2 separate regions of the Homo sapiens genome follow, and region 2 is linked to region 1. A link is a loop called in an ENCODE intact Hi-C map of the cell type or tissue named here. Cell type or tissue: transverse colon. All regions are shown on one strand. Each heading gives the region's core, and the rest is flanking DNA. Links, peaks and the distances in the headings are about the cores only.

Region 1 (2,908 bases), core at 176-2,675:
TTCACAGCTCACCACTACCATGTATCTCCTAGTGACTTCCCTAGAAAATCTACTGCCCCATAGCCAGATTTTCTTGGTGCTGTCATTTCTTCTCAAATGTATCACTCTATCTAAAAAGTATAAAAGTTTCTTGCTTTGGCCACTTCTTCATGCTTCACCCTCTTACGAAGATCCCCATATACATGTAAAATTAATGAAATTTGTATACTTTTCTCTTGTTAATCTGCCTGTTGTTGATTTCGTTTCTAGATCCAGCGGAAGAGCTCACTAAGAGCTAAAAGAAGGGGTTACAGGTGATCTCTGGCTCCCCAACACTCCCCAAGTTGATGACTGGGTGGGGTCTTGCAGCATTCCTGAGGCAAACACATCCATCATCTCTCCAGGGAAGTCCAAACTAAGCAGAGGTTACTTGGAGCCAGGACCTCAGACTCCCAAGCCTGGTGAGTCAGGTTTTGGGGTTTTTGTATGTGTGTGTCTTGCTTTTTGTTTTTTTTTTTTTTAGAGACAGGGTCTTGCTCTGTTGCCCAGGCTGAAGTGCAGTGGTACAACCTTGGCTCACTGCATCCTCAAACTCCTGGGCTCAAGCAATCTCCCCACCTCAGCCTCCTGAGCAGCTGGGACTACAGGCATGGGCCACCATGCCTGACTAATTTTTATTATTATTATTATTTTTAGATATACGATCTCACTATGTTGCCCAGGCTAGTCTTGAACTCCTGGCCTCAAGCCATCCTCCTGCCTTGACCTCCCAAAGTTCTGGGATTATAGGTGTGAGCCACCGTGCCTGGCCAAGAGTCAAGGTCTGAACTAGATTGGATGGTTCTAATAGCTTCTCTTTACGAAAGCCCTCAGCACTCACCCCTAAGTTAAAGCTCTCTCTTCCCTGTCATACCTGGTTCCTGTCCCTCCCTGGTCAGCTTGGCTGCATGCCAGTCCTTGGCTCTTCCCCTCCCCACTTGCCTCCAAGCTAACCAGCTGCCTGTTCACACAGCCTTATTCTGGGTAGGAAGCTGGGAAGTTGGTAGCATTGGCTTGTTAGCCTCTTGTTCCTGTCCTCCAGCTACTTAAGTGGAGTCACACAGTATATTCAGACCCATATGTGTGGATTTCACTAGTCAAATCCTGGGAAGCCAGTCTCCTGCCTGTTGTTTCTGTGGGGCATGCCCACCCCCCGCTATGTATTGTTCTCCATGCTCAGGCCTTTGAATGGAGTTTGAATGGGGTTACCAATGGTGTCCACTTGGCTGGGGGCCAGGTTTGTAATGGCGGTAGGATGCGGAGAGCAGCAGCCCCAACCCTTTCTGGGAAACAAATTGACCACGTTGCTGTAGTTGGTTGTTATGACCACCAGAGTGCGCAGTATGCACAGTTTTGGGAGAGCCAGTTAAGAAGGGTGGCATTTTAAACCTAAAATTAAGTGATAGCAAAGACGGAACTTATGATGAAAAAAAAATGAAAATAAAATTAAACTAGATAAACCTACTGCCTCTGGGTATTCCAGCTGTGTTCCCTGTCTTCAACCTGGGCTCAGTAACAGCGCTTCAAGAAGGGTCCAGCTGGTCTTTCTTACCTGGCTGACCACTGAAACTGCCCTCCCGCTCCTGGCCCTTTTTGGCCCTGGGAAGGCCCTTGCAGCTGCTCCTGGGCCCCATCTCTCTAGAACAGATGCTGGTCCCATGCCCCTGCATGACGCCTGATGGGGCTGGGACATCCTTGGCCTTTCTGTTCCAGCAGTCTGATCTGTGGCCGACTTCTTCCCACATTTTTCCTTTGAAGGAGCTTTCTCTGTCCTCTACGTTGTGGTAGTGTGGTCCTTTTGCCTGTAACGAAATAGTGCCTGCTCTGTGTAAGAATGAAAGGCACTGGTGTCTTGTGGTCTTCCCCTAAGAGCAGAGATATGAGCCACGTGTTCGTGTTGGGTAGGACTTGTTGAAACTGACTCACTAAACAAAAACACTGAAGATTAATGTAAACCTAAATGCCAAATTGTTTGTCTGCATTAAAAGCAATGACGGCCGGGCGCGGTGGCTCACGCCTATAATCCCAGCACTTTGGGAGGCCGAGGCGGGTGGATCATGAGGTCAGGAAATCGAGACCATCCTGGCTAACACGGTGAAACCCCGTCTCTACTAAAAATACAAAAAAAATTTAGCCGGGCGTGGAGGCGGGCGCCTATAGTCCTAGCTACTCGGGAGGCTGAGGCAGGAGAATGGCGTGAACCCGGGAGGCGGAGCTTGCAGTGAGCCGAGATCGCGCCACTGCACTCCAGCCTGGGCAACAGAGCGAGACTCCGTCTCAAAAAAAAAAAAAAAAAAAAAAAAGCAATGCTAACCCATTCCATCTAACAAGGATTTTCCATGTGCTAAGCACTAAGCTAAATGCTTTACAGATACCATTTAATTCAATCATAGAAATTCTATGAAATTAATGATAATTCCTCCATGTTATGGATGAAGACTCTTAGACTCAGAAAGGTTAAGTGACTTGCCTGAGATCACAAAGCTTGTAAGTGGCAGTACTGGGATAGGAAATAGACTGAGCTGGCTTCCAGTTTGCCCTCTGTCTGCCTCCACCTGAGCTGCCCACTCCCTTTCCACCCTCCAGGCATGGCGCCAGCGTCCCTCGCCGCCGGGTGTATTGTGGTGCCCCCATTTGTGTGATATTGCAGGTGCACATTGACTCCTCACAGTGGGTATCGACACCTAGGGAGAGATCTGGAAACTTGTGCCCCCGTAGTTTACACTGCCTTACCAGAACAGTGTCATTTTTATTTTCCTGGGTCTTTTTTCTTTTTTCCAAAAGGAGTCTCGCTCTGTCGCCCAGACTGGAATGCAGTGGCGCGATCTCAGCTCGCTGCAACCTCCACCTCCTGGGTTCGAGTGATTCTCCTGCCTCAGCCTCCTGAATA
Region 2 (2,908 bases), core at 270-2,769, 140 kb after region 1:
CCCAAGTGGGTGGGAGGCATCCCAGAACATCTACAGGGAAAGAGGCTCGAGCTACTGATTTGTGTCCACGTAGGGCAAGAGTGAGCTAGAAATGCCTGGGTGACTCCCAGGGCCCAGCTGGTGGTGCCATTTCCTGGGGTGGGGAGCCTGGAGATGCAGGTATGGGGAAAGGTGATGATGTGGCTTGGGGACACAGTGAGTTTGAGGGACCATTGGGAGATACATGGGATATTCCTCGGTAGAGCTCTGGGGGGCGGGGCCGGGCTTGAGTCCACCTCTTGGGAATGGACAGCCTTTGGGAGGAGAGGCTGAGTAGCCCCTGGGAGGGAAGCGTGGCTCACCACGGATGAAAACCAACAGGGAGGGGATGGGCAGGGGCAGGGGCCTGAGGAGGAGCCCTCTGAGGGGAAGAAGAGGACAGAGGGGAGCAGACAGTGAGAGGAGAGTGTGCAGGGAGAGGTTAGCCAGGGCCGGGAGGGCCAGGATGGAGGTGTCCCCTGGGGTGGGCCATTGGGACTGTGGGTGACTTGGGAAGGGTGATGTGCATAGGGTGGGAGGCAGGAGCAGGGGCTCACTTGGTGACATGGTGGACAGCCCCTTTCAGGGCAGCTGGCAGGGCAACATGGTTGGATGGCAGCTGGCGGGGAAGGCAGAGGCAGAGGAGGGTTTTGGTTTTGGTGTTGGTTCCTGGAGGAGGGCTTCAGTTAAAGCTCTGTGAATAAGGGAGGGGCAGGAAGCTGACCTGGGACTGAGGAGAGGCTGTATTTGGGGGTTGGGGGTGAGGACCACAGTGGGGACAGGAGAGACAGAGCTGAAGCAGCCCCTTCTCACTTCGTAGAGGGGGCTTTGGGAAATGTCTGTGTCAAGTTAATAAAAAATGATATCATGGCTGGGTGGGGTAGCTGACACATGTAATCCCAGCACTTTGGGAGGCCAAGGCGGATGGATCACTTGAGGCCAGGGGTTTGAGACCAGCCTGGCCAACATAGTGAAACCCCATCTCTACTAAAAATACAAAAATTAGCCACGTGTGGTGGTGCATGCCTGTAGTCCCAGCTACTTGGGAAGCATGAGGCATGAGGTGGAGGCTGCAGAGAGCTGAGATCGTGCCACTTCACTCCACCCTGGGAGACCCTGTCTCAAAAAAAAAAAGATACCTGACCCCCTTTCTCATTCTCCTGGATCACTGTTCAGGCTCCAGTCTTGCAAGGCTGGGGAGCTTCACATTCCTTTCTGACCCCAGATCCTGGAAGCTTCCTCTCCCACCAGGTCTTGTCGCCAGCCAGTGGGAATAACCGAGGTCACCATAATGCCATGCTGACCCTTCCCCAGAGCCTTTGGATGCTCACTAGAAGAACTATCTGCTTTGTCCCCACCATTGTCAGTTGCCGGGGACTGCTTCCCTCCAACCCCCACCATGAACTTGCCAGATTGATTTCTGTGTCGCAGCACAGGGTGTGGCCACACCCAGTAGGCACTCAATACCTTTAACTGTAGAAATGCAGAGGGAATGCCTTCATTTGGCTGCCTCTGCTGCCCCCTGCTGTCTGAGACTGGTTGGTACAACATTAAAGGGCTGGTTCTGGAACTTAATGGTTTCGGGACCCCTTTTCTTGCCTAAAAATTATTGAGGACCCCAAAGAACATCTGTTTATACGTTTTATGTCTATTGGTATTTACAGTAATATAAATTTAAATTGATATGTTTTTAAAATATTCATATTATATGATTAAAATAATAAATGTAGTGTAACAACATATTTTTAGAAAAAATATTTCCCAAAATAAAAAATTAATGAGAAAAGTGGCATTATTTTATATGTTTACAAATTTCTTTAATGTCTTGATAGAAGACAGCTGGATTTTCAAACACACTTCTGCATTTAATCTGATGCAATATGTTGTTTTAAGTGAAGTTTATGAAGAAAATACAGGCTTACGCAAATACATAGTTGTAAAAGGGATATGTTAACAGCCCTTTCAAATAATTGTGGCTATTCTTTTTTTTATTTTTTAGAGGCAGGATCTTGCTCTGTTGGCCAGGCTGGAGTGCAGTGGCATGATCATAGCTCACTGTAACCTCAAACTCTTGGGCTCAAGTGATCCTTTCACCTCAGCCTCCCAAGTAGCAAGGACTACAGGTACTCACCACCACACTCAGCTCATTTTTCTTTTTTTTGGTACAGATGGGGTCTCACTATGTTGCCCAGGCTGGTCTTTTCCTGGCCTCAAGCAATCCTCCTGCCTCAGCTTCCCTAAGTGCTGGGATTACAGGTGTGAACTACTGAGCCTGGCTATTCTTTTTTGATACTAGCCAAAACTTGACAAGTGCTGTTTTTTTTTTTTGAAGGTTAGTTGTGATTAGAATCTGAAATCTAGCCGGGCGCAGTGGCTCATGCCTGTAATCCCAGCACTTTGGGAGGCTGAGGTGGGTGGATCACGAGGTCAGGAGTTCGAGACCAGCTTGGCCAATATGGTGAAACCCCGTCTCTACTAAAAATACAAAAATTAGCTGGGCATGGTGGCGCCTGCCTGTAGTCCCAGCTGCTCGGGAGGCTGAGGCAGGAGAATCTCTTGAACCCGGGAGGCGGAGGTTGCAGTGAGCCAAGATTCTGCCACTGCACTCAGTCTCAAAAAAAAAAAAAAAAATCTGAAATCCTATCAATGAAATTTTTATGTTCAATTACATTAAAATACATTAGACTCTTTCGCATTTTGGATATATCTTTTGCCCAAGCATGATGTTATAACTTAATGCACTGGCTGTTTGGAAAAAAATGGTTCACCAAGTTATGCAGGTCTTTCAAATATTGACAAATATTAGTATACTATGTTTTAAAAATCACATTAGTTAATATCAACACCGATCTCATCAGAGAAGTCTTTAAGTATTGGGAAGCTGCCAAGG

The links. Peaks named below come from ENCODE experiments on the same cell type or tissue, not always from the same donor. Only the 100,000 strongest peaks of a DNase experiment are listed, where the experiment ranks them.
Region 2: it touches region 1 in a loop (12-fold over the local background); 88 of 110 quality-filtered maps call a loop at or near these places.

Annotation. Positions count from the first base shown.
Region 1 is chr11:75,387,544-75,390,451 of GRCh38, forward strand. No RefSeq gene overlaps it. Among named protein-coding and RNA genes, the nearest start is that of RPS3, 11 kb to the right of the region's middle. In transverse colon, for the core only: a CTCF peak has its summit at 1,331 (motif pointing right); DNase peaks (open chromatin) are centred at 918 and 1,298; H3K27ac peaks cover 1,114 bases.
Region 2 is chr11:75,531,019-75,533,926 of GRCh38, forward strand. No RefSeq gene overlaps it. Among named protein-coding and RNA genes, the nearest start is that of GDPD5, 6.5 kb to the left of the region's middle. RefSeq lists an enhancer at 630-1,446 and a silencer at 1,404-1,483. In transverse colon, for the core only: a CTCF peak has its summit at 1,537 (motif pointing left); a DNase peak (open chromatin) is centred at 1,513.